Linked DNA regions of Homo sapiens: region 1 is linked to region 2. A link is an interaction called in ENCODE POLR2A ChIA-PET data of the cell type or tissue named here. Cell type or tissue: PC-9. All regions are shown on one strand.

What was found. ChIA-PET counts read pairs that join two places held together with the same protein. Peaks named below come from ENCODE experiments on the same cell type or tissue, not always from the same donor. Only the 100,000 strongest peaks of a DNase experiment are listed, where the experiment ranks them.
Region 1: POLR2A ChIA-PET joins it to region 2 with 6 read pairs; 3 of 35 experiments call an interaction of 5 or more read pairs at or near these places.

Annotation. Positions count from the first base shown.
Region 1 is chr9:126,331,154-126,339,153 of GRCh38, forward strand. All of the region lies in intron 1 of MVB12B (multivesicular body subunit 12B), which reads left to right. Among named protein-coding and RNA genes, the nearest start is that of MVB12B, 8.3 kb to the left of the region's middle. RefSeq lists a silencer at 3,817-4,111 and enhancers at 4,415-4,916, 4,917-5,416. In PC-9, no CTCF peak of the experiment used is centred here; a DNase peak (open chromatin) is centred at 3,988.
Region 2 is chr9:125,248,820-125,256,819 of GRCh38, forward strand. It overlaps HSPA5-DT (HSPA5 divergent transcript), which reads left to right. Exons shown (of 3, transcript NR_186826.1): 2 at 5,759-5,852. Among named protein-coding and RNA genes, the nearest start is that of GAPVD1, 9.0 kb to the right of the region's middle. In PC-9, a CTCF peak has its summit at 7,370 (motif pointing right); no DNase peak of the experiment used is centred here.

The sequences.
Region 1 (8,000 bases), 1.1 Mb after region 2:
TATTTATAATTTTCTGCGGAACCACCACACTGTTTTCCATAACATAGTGGCTGTGCCATTTTACATTCCCACCAGCAGTGTGCCAGAGTTTCCAATCTCTTCACATGCTTGCGAACAGTTATTTTGTTTGTATGTTTGTTTGTTTTTGGTAGTAGCCATCGTAATGAGTATAAGGTGAGATGTCATTTGGATTTGCATTTCCCTAGTGGCAAGTGATGTTGAGCATCTTTTTGGGTGCTGGTTGGCTATTCGTATATTGTCTTTGGAAAGACTTGTTATTCAAGTCCTTTGCCCATTTTTAAATTAAGGAATTTGTTTTTTTGTTGTTGATTTGTAGGAGTTTTTTATAGATCCACATATTAACTCCTCATCAGATACATGATTTGCAAATATTTCCTCCCATTCCATAGGTTGCCTTTTTACTCTGTTGATTGCCTTTTGCTGCAAATTCTTGATGCTTTCTACACATTATAACCCTGTAGAAACAATATTATTTGCTATTCCGGTTTTATAGGGATGGAAACTCAGGCCCAGTTTAGTTTAACTTGCCTAAGGTTGTACAGTAAGTGTCAGAGCTGGAATTCAAGCTCGGGTCCCTTGGACTCCAAAGGGGGCACCCATCCCATTCCTCTGCTCTGCCTGACTTTCCCCCCTTAGAGCTAATAGCATAAGGAGGCCCCATGGGGGTCTGAAGGAAGGGGCGTTGGTTGGAGAAATGTTCAGTTGCAGGTGGGGAAGTATGAACGGAAGGCCTGGGAATCTCTTCCATTAGACCACTGGGGTGCCCCTTCCTGTAGCTCAACATCATTGCTTAGATCTCAGAAACAGCAGAGAAGTGCAGACAGGTTTTTTAGTTCAGTTTGATTGTGTTTTGTTTATTTGTTTTCTTAAGCATTTTATAAGCTTGTTTCAGAGCCCATCTGCTCCTTGCAGTTCCCCGAGCAGTCCCTGTGTGTTCACACCACGGTGCCTTTGTTGAGGCTGTGTCATCTGCTTGCAAGACTTTCACCACTTCACACACCCCCGTCTTTCAGGGAGGCCAGTTCTTTGCTCACCTTTCCCTGCGTCACCAGGCAGAAGGAAGAGTCCCCTCCTTTGCAGTCCCTTTCTCTTGGGATATTTCCCACAGCCTGTGAGTTCCATGTCTTATTCATTGCTCTATCACCCAGCACTGTGGAGCTTCTCCTTGGCTGTGCACTCTCCAGTCTCAGTCCCAGCCTGAACCAATTAAATGAGAACCTGAGGATAGGGAATGGGAAAGCTGTGCTTCTACAAGCTCTCCGGGGCATTCTTCCTGCAGCCAGCCTGGGCACCCACTGGCCCCTGACAGGCCCACATCCAGCCTGGCTGCACTGAGTTAGATCTAAATCTGGAACTCCCTGGAAGTGCTGCAGTCCCTTCCCCCGTCCTCTGTAAGTGGCTCACCCCTGGGGTCATGGTGTGTGTCCTGTATGGAGGAATCAGTGACCCCAGACCCCGGGCTTTCACTGGAAGGGGTCTGACAGCTCTGCTGTTCCCCCGCCCCTTTATGTGCCCCTGCCCCTTTATGTGGCCCCACCCCTTTATGTGCCCTCTCCCCTTTATGTGCCCTCCTTAATCCAGTGAAACTTGGCAATTTTGAGAGGATAGGAATTTTGTTTGTTTATCCTTCCCCCATTCATTCATAATCCATTTATTGAGCACCCACCATAAGCTGGGCATTGTGGTGGACATAACACACCTTTGAGTAACTTACGGTCTGCTAGGGAAAGCATGTTCTAGCCTTCTGAGAGGAAAGGCTGTGTGTGTATGTGTATGTGTGCACGAGTGCATGTGTGCACATACGTGTGCTAAGACTACGTGCTTGCATGATGTCAGGATTCTGAGTGGTGGCACCTGTCTGACTGGGAAATTGGAGAAAGTTTGAGGGGAATGGAAGATGTGACCCTGGTGTTTTGTTTTGTTTTTTTTTGAGACAGACTCTCACTCTGTCACCCAGGCTAGAGTGCAGTGGTGCAATCTTGGCTCACTGCAACCTCCGCCACCCAGGTTCAAGTGATTCTTCTGCCTCAGCCTCCCGAGTAGGTGGGACTACAGGTGCGTGCCACCATGCCTGGCTAATTTTTGTATTTTTAGTAAAGACAGGATTTCACCATATGGGCCAGGCTGGTCTCGAACTCCTGACCTTGTGATCTGTCCGCCTCGGACTCCCAAGGTGCTGGGATTACAGGCGTGAGCCACTGCGCCTGGCCATGACCCTGGTTTTATTTATTTACTTATTTATTTTTTTGAGATGAGGTCTGGCTCTGTCACCCAGCCTGGAGTGCAGTGGCACCATCTCAGCTCACTGCAACCTCCACCTCCTGGGTTTAAGCGATTCTTGTGCCTCACCCTCTCGAGTAGCTGGGATTACAGGCACCACCACCACACCCAGCTAATTTTTGTATTTTTAGTAGAGATGCGGTTTTGCCATGTTGGCCAGGCTGGTCTCAAACTCCTGACCTCAAGTGATCTGCCCACCTTGGCCTCAGAGTGCTGGGATTACAGGCGTGAGCCACCATGCCCGTGTGTGACCCTGGTTTTAAATGGTGGGGTGGGTATCTGCAGGGGAGGAACCTGGTGCCCTTGGGTGAACTGTCAAGAGGAAGGAGGGGGAGACTGGAGGGCTGATTCTGAGGCTTTTCTCCATGGAAGATTACCTTTAGGTTCATTCCATCCATCCATCCATCCATCCATCCATCCATCCATCCATCCATTCGTTCATCAAATACCTGATGAATACCTGCTCTCTTGTACTTAAATTTTGGACTGTAGACCAGCTGTTTTAGTGTCAGCTGGGAGCTGTTACAAATGCATGTTCTTAGACCAGCTCAGGCCTACTGCATCAGTATCTCAGGGGGTGGGGTTCAGGAATGTCCGTTTTAACGACCTCTTCTGGTGATTTTTGCACATGCTAAAGTTGGATAACTCCCACTCCAGAATGTGGACTTTCCGTCTCATTACTGTAGCCTCAGTGCTTAGCCCAAGTGGCTCCGTAGTCATCTGTGGACTCACTGTTCACGCGCCAGGCCCTCTTAGAGACCGGGAATGTAGGAGGATGCTTCAGGGGGAAGATGGCAAGGTCAGCTGAATTTGAGGTATTCCTGAGCCATGTGGGCAAAGACGCGAGACAGATACCTCTGAGTCTCAGGAGAAAAGCCTGGGTTTGAGGTATTTTGGAAGTCATTAGCATATGGGTAGAATGATTAGATGACCAAATATATGAAAAAAAATTCTCAAGACCCATGTGAAAGTCAGAGAGGGGTGTGGTGGCCTGGCTGGCCTGAAGACAGGTGTTCTGATGATTCTGGCAGGGGCCCCCATTTGCCTGGCACTGAAATTATATTAGTATCTTTACTGTATGAGCACCGTGCCCATCAGGGCAAGCTGTGACTCCTGTCACCAAACACTCAGGAACCATTGCTTTTGGGGCCTCCAGGATGGTTTCATTTGTAGGCATCTGCCTTCTGTTGGGGTCCTTTTTTTCTCCTTCTCTACAGGGGACAATATGGCACCACCCAGCAAAACCTGATGGGAGTGGACATGGACTACCCTCATTTGCAGTAATCATGGGCAAGCAGGTGGTACCCACAGTGTACTGGAGAATGCCCTACCCTCGAGTAATGTTCCCTGGTTTGTGCAGAGTCAGGCCTGTATGGGGCAGGGCTTTGGCCAGGGCTGTGCTGTAGAACTTGATCCTGAATTTATTTTTGGAAAGTGAATCCTGGAACCTACCATTGCACCATAAGGGCTGCAGCAATCTGAACCCTAGTCCTGCCTCATGGGGTTTATGCAAAATCTGTTTGGTAATCAAATGGTTAATAGAAATTTAAGCATAAGGCAGATTGAATACACACGTGCATACACTGGATTCTTCTGTTGGGGGGGAAAGGAAGTGCTCACAATTGTTAGTTCCCGAGCTGGAAAATTCTTTGCGATCTAGGAGAGCTTAGAAAAATATTTGCCTTAGTTGCCCAACAACTTAGCAGCCCTCCTAGCAGCTAGTGACTTGTTGCCACCTGACTATGTCCAGCAGCATTTGTCAGAGTGATTTGACTCTGGCTGGTCACCAGGTAATCTGTCCAAAGTTCAGAAGGTGTCAGGATGCTATCCTGAGGCTCCACAGTGACAGCCTCTCAGTCTGTGCACTGTCCCCCACGGGTGGCCCCAAAGCCAGCTGCCCATTTAACTGGGCACAGCATGGACACTGGCCTCAGCTCTCAGCCTTCTGAGGAGGTAGGTCTCTGCAACTTTCTGTAAGGAGGTGGCTGGGTTTGTGTGTGTGGTGTGCATTGGTGAGGCCTGGCCACAGGTTCCCTCCTTGGGGACAGGCAGTCCCTTGCCTGTCCTTCTGTCCCTTGCTTGCGATTTGCCAGCAGAAAGGTGTCAGTAATCCCGGGGCACCAGAGGTGGGCATGTATTCCTACAGACCATCGCTGCCAATGGGAAACAGGCAAAGACCCTTTCTATGAAGGCCGGAGCAGCAGCTTTTACTGGGGGACAACCCATTTCCAGCAGCTACCTGCTCTTGTGGCGTTTCCTACGGCGAATGAAATGTTTATTCTTCTTCCTTCCTCAGCCCTGTAAGCTGGTATATGTGAGCAGGCAGTTTTTTGTCTTTGGTGCCCTTGACTTTGGATTTCAAGCAAGCTGATCACAAGTTTGCCCTTCTGTAGGGATGTAATTAAGCCACTGGTTTTGTCATTTCAATTACAGTAGCCCAATTTAGCCTGCCCCCCGTTAATACTTTGAAATTACTCTCCTCAAAAGTTGTATGCCAGTCATGCCTTCAGCCCTGAGCAGCAGCGCTGGCTGGCGCCGCTTCTGAGCTGGCCTCACCATGGCAGGAGGCCGAGATGGTGGGAGGCTGGAACGTGGGCCCACTGCCCAGGGCACCTGCTTTGAAGGCAGCGCCCCCTGCCCCCTGCAGTTGTTGCTCCCTGAAAGCACTTTAAACTCCTCGGCCCACACCCCGCTGCTGGAAGAGCCTTGGTGGAGAGAGGTCTGAGCTTTGTTAGTTGGGTTTTGATTTCAGTACAGGAGTTGATAAAACGAGATAAACCCCAGGCTCAGGAGGGCCATGGAAATTAAACAGAGATGATATCAAAGTTCCCCTGAGTTTTCAACTGTGATACAGTAGCTCTGTTTTCTCCCAGACTGGGGCCGGGAGGCACACCTTTGATTCCGAAACAATGTTCAGCATCAGTTAAGCCCAGCACTGCTGACTTTCAGGGATTAAACACACTGTTGTAGTAATTCTTTGATCAGCTACAAGGGAGCAGTGTGCCGTCTGTATGAAGGGTCTTTATAGTTAAAGTTCATTTCTCCGTGAACCCGGGATGACAACCTTGGCTAGGTGCTGCAGTACCGGGAGCTGGGGCCTCCCCAAGCGCTATCTGCAGCACTGCAGGCAGAAGCTGGAAGCAGGCTTGCTCCTGGCTTTGTTGTGTGGTTTGCATGGTGCTCTTTGAGCATGGCATGGTGGAAAAAATCCTTCTAGCTTGGAAAACACTTCACCTTAACCCTCCCCAGCTTTCCCATTCCGTACACTTGTGGGCGCACATACATGTTTGTGTGTGCACGCACACACACACACACACACACACACACTACTATCCTGCCTTGCCGAGGGAGCCTCTCGGGGCAGACAACACTGCCTGAACTGAGGCTCTGCAGCCCCCAGCCTTGGAAATTATCTCACAGAGGCTGTATGCCCGCTTAGGGGAGAGGTCAGAATGGAACCATCTGGACCTGATGACCTGCGAGGTGAAAGTAAGAGGACCTGCTCAAGGTCCAGTCTGAGTCCCTGGCATCCTACCACCTTTATTCCTTACCCAGCATGTATTGAGAATAGACTTAGATTGGCCCAATCCTATAGTTCTGAAAAATTTCAACATTTGTCTTGTCATCCAAAACACTGGGTCAGCTTTGGGGGTTCCCTATAGAGAACTTCCTCGCAGCCACAGCTGGGATGGCACAAGTTTCCCCATTTTGCTTCCCCCTCCTCCTGATTGGCCCTGCAACTTCCAGTTGGTAATGGAGCCCCTCTGAGCTGTCGATCCTGCTCGCACCGTGCCATAGATCAACCTATTCCCTCCTGTGCGGTGCTTGGATCTCCCTCATTAGGCCTAAATTTACCTCCATCCTACACAAACATGGCCTTAGCTCATTTTTATTGTTGTAAATTATTTATGAGGGGAATGTTGAATCTTGAAACTGAGGTGTGAGGAAAATTAATCCCGTGTTACTTTTATCCTTCTGTACTTTTTCCCCCTTGCTTGACTTATTGAGCTGTGGCTAGAGAAAGAAAAGCTTTGGCATTTTAAAATATAATTAGTGTTGAAACTGCTTTCTCAATTGGATGGGATATTGGTGCCTCTCTGCCTAGTACAATAGAAAACAGACCAGACCTAGGGAGGAAGACCAGCCGTCCCATTCCTGGAAGGTGACCCGGCCACCTCCCAGGTTTGATGTGAGCCTCAACTGGGAAGGAGCCTGAGAAAGCTTCTGGAGAGCTGCAAAGCGCTGTCCAAATGCAACAGACCTGTTAGTGTGTTTTGCGGGCAGTTTGGGCTTTGAGATACAGATGGATGCTGGATGAGGAGCTGTTGATACAACCTGGGGTTGTTGCCAGTAGGCCTCCGGATTTGATGTGAGAGGGCCCGCATGAATGGCCTCCTCGAGTCCTTAGCCGCGGGGCCATCCTTCCTGGCTTGAGGCTCCGCGCGGCCTGGGAAATGTGGAGCGCTAGTTAATAAATGGCCTTTTGTTAGGAAGGTCAATTGAAGTGCCGGTAGAGACGCAGTTAAAAGTAATTTGCAGTCAGAAAATATGTAATTCAGGGCAAGCGGCTTTGAGTGATGGCCCCTGCCATGGATATCTTGGGCGTTTCTCATTAAAAGCTGCCTTGGCTGGTGATGGCGCTTCCTGGATGGGTCGACTGCAGCCCGCGCGGCCCGGAGCCATTTGTCCATATTTCACAAAGGCCGCCTCCGTCCGGGGCACAGCAGCTGGGGGGAAGGAGGGAGAACGGCTGGCGTTGGAGATGCTCTGCGCGCAGCTCTGCAGGGCCCTCTGGCAGGCCAGGCCCGGCTCCTTTGTCTGCCTCAGCCGGGGGCCGCCCGCAGCCATCTTTGAACCTTCTCCTGGGCCGCCACAGGGCATTGTGGGAGCAGCATGGCTTCTTCCAGGGCATGGTGACCCTCCTGCTGTTGAGAGCGGACTCCAGGCAGAGGGCCATTGTCATCATCGTACCGGGGAGGATACTGTGACCAGGGGATGTGGCAATGAATCCACCAGCAAATAAGATACTGCTTATTCATGCTTACCCCCACTTCTCTCTCTCCTCCTTTTTCTTTGTCACTTTCTTTTCTCTCTCTCTGATAGTAGAGGCCATACTATCTTAAAAAAAAAAAAAAACTTACCTCACATGTTCTTTATTAAATTCACAGCGTGATATTTTAGCACTGGCAGAATTCGTACATTCTGTTAATGAGTTGTTAATTGCAAAGCATTCTTGGTAACCAACAGCAGGTACCAATATTTTGCAAACTGCAGCAATGTTATTTTCATGTTACCAATACTACGGGATTTTTCAAGTGCTGAGCCCTTTTGATCAATGCCTGCTCTGGATCTGCAGGTGCAGATATTTAATTCTAAACCTTTACTGGGGACATGCACTAAGTAAATATTCACTCAAATATTTACTTAGTGCCTACTGTGTGCAGGAAGCACTAAGCCCTGTGTTTTATGCAGATAAACCTGCCTGGTAAATGAAACTTGAAAACAGAAAATGATGCAGTGATGCAGTGTGGTACCCCCTGCCCTGGCCGTTTAGAAGCTTATTTTCAGAAGAATTAGGTAAAGCATAACTTTGTTAAGCTTTGTTGTAAACAGAAGAGGAGACTGCAGCTGTGCCAGGCACTTCCTAGCCTTGATCGAGGACTCAGCTCCATTGCATTGACAAGTCTGTTTCCGGAGCT
Region 2 (8,000 bases):
CTCCCAAAGTGCTGGGATTGCAAGCATGAGCCATTGCACCTGGCCTTAAATTTAAAATTTTTAAAATAGTAAATGTATATACAAGGCATAAAATTCAAAGGGTCCAATAAGTCTCCCTGCCACTCAGTCCTCAGCCCTGTTCCCCTACACTGATAGAGGGAACCACTGTAACCACTTTCTTGTGGAGCCTTCTAGAAATGTTTTACTTTTTAATTGATTATTTTTTTCGAGACAGATCTCACTCTGTTGCCCAGGCTGGAAAGCAGTGGCTCAATCACAGTTCACTGCAGCCCCCATCTCCCAGACTCAAGCAATCCTCTGTCTCAGCCTTCTGGGTAGCTGGGCCTACAGGTGTCTGCCACCACACAGCACTAATATTTTTTTTTTTTTTTTGAGATGGAGTCTTGCTCTGTCGCCTAGGCTAGAGTGCAATGGCACAATCTTGGCTCACTGCAACCTCCGTCTCCCGGGTTCAAGCGATTCTCCTACCTCAGCCGGATCCCAACCTGTAGCTGGGATTACAGGTGCCTGCCATCGCATCCGGCTAATTTTTGTATTTTTAGTAGAGATGGGGTTTCACCATCTTGTCCAGGCTGATCTCGAACTCCTGACCTTGTGAACCACCCACCTCAGCCTCCCAAAGTGCTGGGATTACAGGCGTGAGCCACCATGCCCGGCAATTTATTTTTTGTAGTGACAGGGTATAGCTATGTTGCCCAAGCTGGTCTTGAACTCCTGGCCTTAAACAGTCCCCCTGCTTCACCCTCCCAAAGTGCTGGGATTATAGGCATAAGCTGCTGTGGCCAGCTTAGAAATGTTTTATTCACACACAATACGTGTGTGTGTGTGTGTTTTCCTGTTTTATTTATTTTATTTATTTATTTATTTTTATTTTTTGAGACAGAGTTTCACTTTTGTTGCCCAGGCTGGAGTGCAGTGGCTCTATCTCGGCTCACCACAACCTCTGCCTCCCGGGTTCAAGCGATTCTCCTGCCTCAGCCTCCTGAGTAGCTGGGACTACAGGCGCCCACCACCATGCCCAGCTAATTTTTGTATTTTTAGTAGAGAAGGGGTTTCACCATATTGGCCAGGCTGGTCTCGAACTTTTGACCTTGTGATCTGCCCACCTTGGCCTCCCGAAGTGCTGGGATTACAGGCATGAGCCACCACACCTGGCCTATCTATTTTATTTTTTGAGATGGAGTGCACTGGAATGATCACGGCTCACTGAAGCCTTGACCTCTTAGGCTCAAGTGATCCTCCTGCCTCAGCCTCCTGAGTAGCTGGGACCACAGGTGTGCACTACCATGGCCAGATAATTTTTAAATTTTATTTATTTAGAGACAACATCTCACTCTGTTGCTCAGGCTTGAGTGCAGTGGCCAGATCATGGCTTACTGCAGCCTCAATCTCCTGGGCCCAAATGATCCTCCCAAGTAGCTGGGACTACAGGCATGCGCCATCACCCCCAGCTAATTTTTTTTATTTTTTGTAGAGATAGGGTTTCACCGTGTTGTCCAGGCTGGTCTTGAACTCCTAGGCTGAAGCAGTTCGCATGCTTCGGCCTCCCAAAGTGCTGGGATTATAGGCATGAGGCTCTGTGCCTGGCCATAATTTTTTCATTTTTTGTAGAAATGCTTTACTATGTTGCCCAGGCTAATCACGAACTCCCAGGCTCAAGCAATCCTCCTGCCTCAGCCTTCTAATGTGCTGGGATTACAGGTGTGAACCACCCTACTCGGCCTAGAAATGTTTTATTCATACAAAAAATGTAGGCCAGGCGCCATGGCTCATGCCTGTAATCCCAGCACTTTGGGAGGCCAAGGTGGGCGGATCACCCGAGGTCAGGAGTTCCAGACCAGCCTGGCCAAGATGGTGAAACCCTGTCTCTACTAAAAATACAAAAATTAGCCAGACATGGTTGCATGCGCCTGTAATCCCAGCTACTCAGGAGGCTGAGACAGGAGAATTGTTTGAACCTCAGAGTCAGAGGTTGCAGTGAGTCAAGATCACACCACTGCACTCCAGTCTGGGCAACAGAGCAAGACTCTGTCTCAAAAAAAAAAAATTATATATGTATATCTACACACACACACACACACACACACACACGTGTGTGTGTGTGTGTCTGAGTATACCCATGTTTTAATTTTTTTTAATTAATTTTTTTTTGTGATGGAGTTTCACACTTGTCTCCCAGGCTGTAGTGCAGTAGCACAATCTTGGCTCATTGCAACCTCCACCTCCTGAGTTTGAGTGATTCTCCTGCCTCAGCCTCCCAAGTAGCTGGGATAACAAGCATGCACCACTACACACAGCTAATTTTGTATTTTTAGTAGAGATGGGGTTTCACCATGCTGGCCAGGCTGGTCTTGAACTTCTGACCTCAGGTGATCCACCTGCCTCGGCCTCCCAAAGTGCTGGGATTACAGGTGGGCCCACGCGCCCGGCCATATCCATGTTTTAAAACCAGTGATGGAGCACTGAAGCATAGTGCATATATGGTTCTGTGTCTTTATTCAATTAACTGCATTTCTTGGAGATTGTCACAAATCAGTACCTGTGGAGCTGCCTTTTTTTTTTTTTTTTGAGATGGAGTTTTGCTCTGTTGCCCAGGCTGGAGTGCAATGGTGTGATCTCGGCTCACTGCAACCTCTGCCTCCTGGGTTCAAGCAATTCTCCTGCCTCGGCCTCCTATGTAGCTGAGATTACAGGTATGCACCACCAAGCCCGACTAATTTTTGTATTTTTAGTAGAGATCGGTGGCGGGGGGGGGGGGGTCTCACTGTGTTGGCCAGGCTGGTCTTGAACTCCTGACCTCAAGCAATCCACCCGCGTAGGCCTTTCAAAGGGCTGAGATTACAGGTGTGCACCACTGCGTCCAGCTGGAGCTGCCTTTTGTTGATATGTAAAGAGTAGCTACCCTTTATGTATGATGTGCCGGATGTTTTATTTTTTAATTTTATTTTATTATATATATTTTTGAGACGGAATCTCGCTCTATTGCCCAGGCTGGAGTGCAGTGGTATGACCTCAGCTCAATGCAATCTCTGTCTCCTGGGTTCAAGTGATTCTCCTGCCTCAGCCTCCCGAGTAGCTGGTATTACAGACGCCCGCCACCACGCCCGGTTATTTTATTTTATTTTTTTTTTGTATTTTTAGTAGAGACGGGGTTGGTTTCACCATGTTGGCCAGGTTGGTTTTGAACTCCTGACCTCAAGTGATCTAGCCACCTCAGCCTCCCAAAGTGTTAGGATAACAGGCATGAGCCACCGTGCCTGGCCACGCTGGATGTTTTAATTTTTTTTTTTTTTTTTTTTTGAGATGGAGTCTTGCTCTGTCACCAGACTGGAGTGCAGTAGCATGACCTCGGCTCACTGCAACCTCTGTCTCCTGGGTTCAAACAATTTTTGTGCCTTAGCCAGCTGGGACTACAGGCACGTGCCACCACACCCAGCTAATTTTTGTATTTTTAGTAGAGATGGGTTTCACCGTGTTGGCCAGGATGGTCTCAATATCCTGACCTCGCGATCCACGCGCCTTGGCCTCCCAAAGTGCTGGGATTACAGGTGTGAGCCACTGGGCCCGGCCTTTTTTTTTTGAGACAGGATCAGAGCACAGTGGTGTAATCTCAGCTTACTGCAGCCTTCTCCTCCTGGGTTCAAGTGATCTCCTGCCTCAGCTTCCCAAGTAGTTTTCTTTTCTCAAAAAAAGAAAAAAAAAGATATTCTTTTTTTTGAGACAGAGTCTCACTCTGTCACCCAGGCTGGAGTGCAATGGCGCAATCTCAGCTCACTGCAACCCCCGCCTCCCAGGTTCAAGCGGTTCTCCTGCCTCAGCCTCCCGAATAGCTGGGACTACAGGTGTGTGCCACTACACCCGGCTAATTTTTTTGTATTTTTGTTAGAGATGAGATTTCACCATGTTGGTCAGGCTAGTCTCGAACTCCTGACCTCATGTGATCTGCCCACATTGGCCTCCCAAAGTGCTGGGATTACAGGACTTTGTAATCAGGACCATGCCCAGCCAAACTTTGTCTCACTATAGCTTTCTGATGTATTTATTTATTTACTTACTTATTTTTTAAATCTGTATACTCAGAGTGCTTTATGATGTCTTGATATCGTTTAGAACAAGTGCTTCCACATTGCTCTTCTTCTTCAGGAATGTTTCTGACTATTCTTGGCGTTTTGTATTTCCATGTAAGTTTTAGAATCAGTCTATCAAGTTCACAAACCAAACCTGTTACATATTGTTAAGTTAGAAAAAAAAAAAAAGCAGGGCCTGGCGCAGTGGCTCATGCCTGTAATCCCAGCACTTTGGGAGGCCGAGGCGGGCAGATCACGAGGTCAGGAGATCAAGACCACCCTGGCTAACACGGTGAAACCCCTATCTCTACTAAAAATACAAAGTATTAGCCAGGCATGGTGGCAGGCACCTGTAGTCCCAGCTATTCAGGAGGCTGAGGCAGAAGAGTCACTTGAACCCAGGAGGCGGAGGTTGGAGTGAGCCAAGATCTTGCCGTGAGCCAAGATCTTGTCACTGCACTCCAGCCTGGGCAACAGAACGAGACTCCGTCTCAAAAAAAAGAAAAAAATATTGTAGGCTGGGCAAGGTGTGTTCCCAGTGCTTTATGATGCCAAGGTGTGAGGATCACTTGGGGCCAGGAGTTTGAGAGCAGCCTGGGCAAATAGCGAGACGCCATCTCTACAAAAATATAAAAATAAAATAATAATAATAATAGAATTAACCAAGCACAGTGGTGCACACCAGTAGTCCCAGCTAGTAGACTGAGGCGGGAGTATCAGTTGAGCTCAGCAGTTTGAGGCTGCAATGAGCTACAATCACACCACTGCACTTCAGCCTGGGTGGAAGACGAAAACCCTGTCTCAAAAAAAAATAAATAAATAATAAATGGTATAGTACTATCATACTTTTGAGTAATCTGCTTTATTATTTTTTCCTTTTTTTTCTTTTTTTGAGACGGAGTTTCACTCTTGTTGCCCAGGCTGGAGTGCAATGGCATGATCTCAGCTCACCACAACCTCAGCCTCCTGGGTTCAAGCGATTCTCCTGCCTCAGCCTCCCAAGTAGCTGGAATTACAGGCATGCACCACCACATCCGGCTGATTTTTTTGTATTTTTAGTAGAGATGGAGTTTTGTCATCAGAAATAAAAAATTTCCATTTTGAAGTGAAAAATTAGGATACTTCAGTATGGCTGGGCGCAGTGGCTCATGCCTGTAATGCTGGCAATTTGGGAGGCCGAGGCAGGCAGATCACTTGAGGTCAGGAGTTCAATACCAGTGTGGCCAATATGGTGAAACCCTGTCTCTACTAAAACTACAAAAATTGGCCAGGCATGGTGGTGCGTGCCTGAAATCCCAGGTACTCGGGGGGCTGAGGCAGGAGAATCACTTTAACCTGGGAGGCAGAGGTTGCAGTGAGCCAAGATCACTCCATTGCACTCCAGCCTGGGCAACAGAGAGATACTCTGTCTAAACCAAAAATAAATAAATAAAAAAATAAAAAAGAAGGATACATCAGTACATCAGTATGATAAAATATTCAGGAACCATTAAAATTGCTGATTTTTGGATAGGAGGGGATGGAGGAAAAAATTGCTGATTTTTATGTTTTTCAAAAAGTAAATTATGTCCACTCCACTGCTTCACTTGAATAGCCTTAAAAAAAAAAAGTAAATTGTTAGTTTTTTCATCTACATCTTCTTTTTATTTAAACATCTGTTTATCTATTAGGACCTTATCAAGCTTGAAGATCTTTAAAAAGAAAAGTAAAAGTAATGCAAGAGAACAAAAAGATTGTCAGTGAAAGATATATAATTGCATTAAGGTAAGACTTTTTTTTTCCTTTCCTTTTTTTTTTTGAGACAGAGTCTCTCTCTTTCACCCAGGCTGGAGTGCAGTGGCACCATCTCAGCTCACTGAAATCTCCGTCTCCCAGGTTCAAGCGATTCTCCTGCCTCAGCCTCCTGAGTAGCTGGGATTACAGGTGCCCACCACCATGCCCGGCTAATTTTTGTATTTTTAGTAGAGACAGAGTTTCACCATGTTGGCCAGGCTGTTCTTGAACTCCTGACCTCAAGTGATCTGTCTGCCTTGGCCTCCCAAATTGCTGGGATTACAGGCGTGAGCCACTGTACCCGGCCAAGGTAAGATATTTCATATGTTATAATGAACGATGGGTTAAATTCAAATACAAGTAATATACCACTTTTTTTTTTTTTTTTGAGACGGAGTCTTGCTCTATCGACCAGGCTGGAGTTCAGTGGCGCGATCTCGGCTCATTGCAAACTCCGCCTCCCGGGTTCACGCCATTCTCTCGCCTCAGCCTCCCGAGTAGCTGGGACTACAGGCGCCCGCCACCGCGCCCAGCTGATTTTTTGTATTTTTAGTAGAGACGGGGTTTCACCGTGTTAGCCAGGATGGTCTTGATCTCCTGACCTCGTGATCCGCCCGCCTCGGCCTCCCAAAGTGCTGGGATTACAGGTGTGAGCCGCCGCGCCCGGCTGTAATATACCACTTTTATGTTGCATTAACATTACAGCTCCTGGGCCAGACATGGTGGTTCATACCTGTAATCCCAGCAGTGTGGAGTGTGAGCCATCAGTATTGCTGGAGCCCAGGAGTTCAAGACCAGCCTGGGCAACATAGCAACACCCTGTCTCTACAAAAAGTTAAAAAATTAGCCACGTGTATGGAGAGTGCCTCTAGTTCCAGCTACTTGGGAGCATGAGGCAGGAAGATCACTGGAGCCCAGGAGTTTGAGGTTGCAGTTAGCTATGATTGTGCCACTGCACTCCAGCCTGGGTGACACAGTGAGACCCTCTCTCTAAAAAACAACAAAGAATTACAGCTCCTATCAGTTTGGATGTCCCTGGTACTTGTAGAAAAATAAGGATTACAGTAGACTTCATTTGGCTGAAGTCTTTGAGTTGCAGGATTCATAAGCCTGTTCTATAGGAGCCACTTTCCTCATTTTCAGTTTTCTCAGGTTTTTTTTAAAATTTTTTTATTTAGAAATTTTTTTAGAGACTAAGTCTTGCTCTTTTGCCCAGGATGGAGTGCAGTGGTAAAATCATAGCTCACTGTAGCTTCAAGCTCCTGGGCTCAAGCAATTCTCCTGAGTCAGCATCTTGAATAGCTGGGATTACAGGTGAGAACCAGTGCACTCGGCCAGCTGATAATTTTAACTCCTTGCTAAATGTTGCAAAGCCATATGACTGTGAATACATTGCTAGGATCTTTGAAGAGTCTCCAGGCAAGTGAGGGGCCCTAAATCATAAGCTCCATCAGCTTCATGGATCTCAGTATTATTATTTCTGAGCCTGCCAGTGGGGGCCAGTGTAGGACCACCAATGACCCAGAACATGGACTGTGGCTATGACGGGAACAAATTAATTGCTCCAAAGTGAAAAGTATTTTTTTAAGGAATACTTTCTACCACCTGGGTCTTACTGGATTTTTTTGCTTGCAGGATTCCTAGAGCTCTAACCTGGGAAACACAGCAAAACCTCATCTCTACAAAAAATAAAAAAGTTAGCCAGGCATGGTGGTGCGTGCATATGATCCCAGGTACTCAGGAGGCTGAGGCAGGAGGATTGCTTGAGCCCTGCCCAGAAAGTAGAGGTTGCAGTGGGCTGTGATTACATCACTGCACTCTAGCCTGGGTGACAGAGAGAGACCCTGTCTCAGAATTAAAAAAAAAAAAAAAAAGCTGGGTGTGGTGGTTCCTGCCTGTAATCCCAGCACTTTAGGAGGACGAGGCAGGAAGATTACTTGAGTCCAGGAGTTTGAGACCAGCCTGGGCAACACAGTGAGATCTTGTCTGTATAAAAAATAAAAAAATTAGCCAGGCACAGTGAAGGGACTTCGCATGTGTGAAGTTCCAGGTACTCTGGAGGCTGAAGTGGGAGGATGGCTTGAGCCAGGGAGGTTGAGGCTGCAGTAAGCAGTGATGGTGTCACTGAGCTTTAGCCTG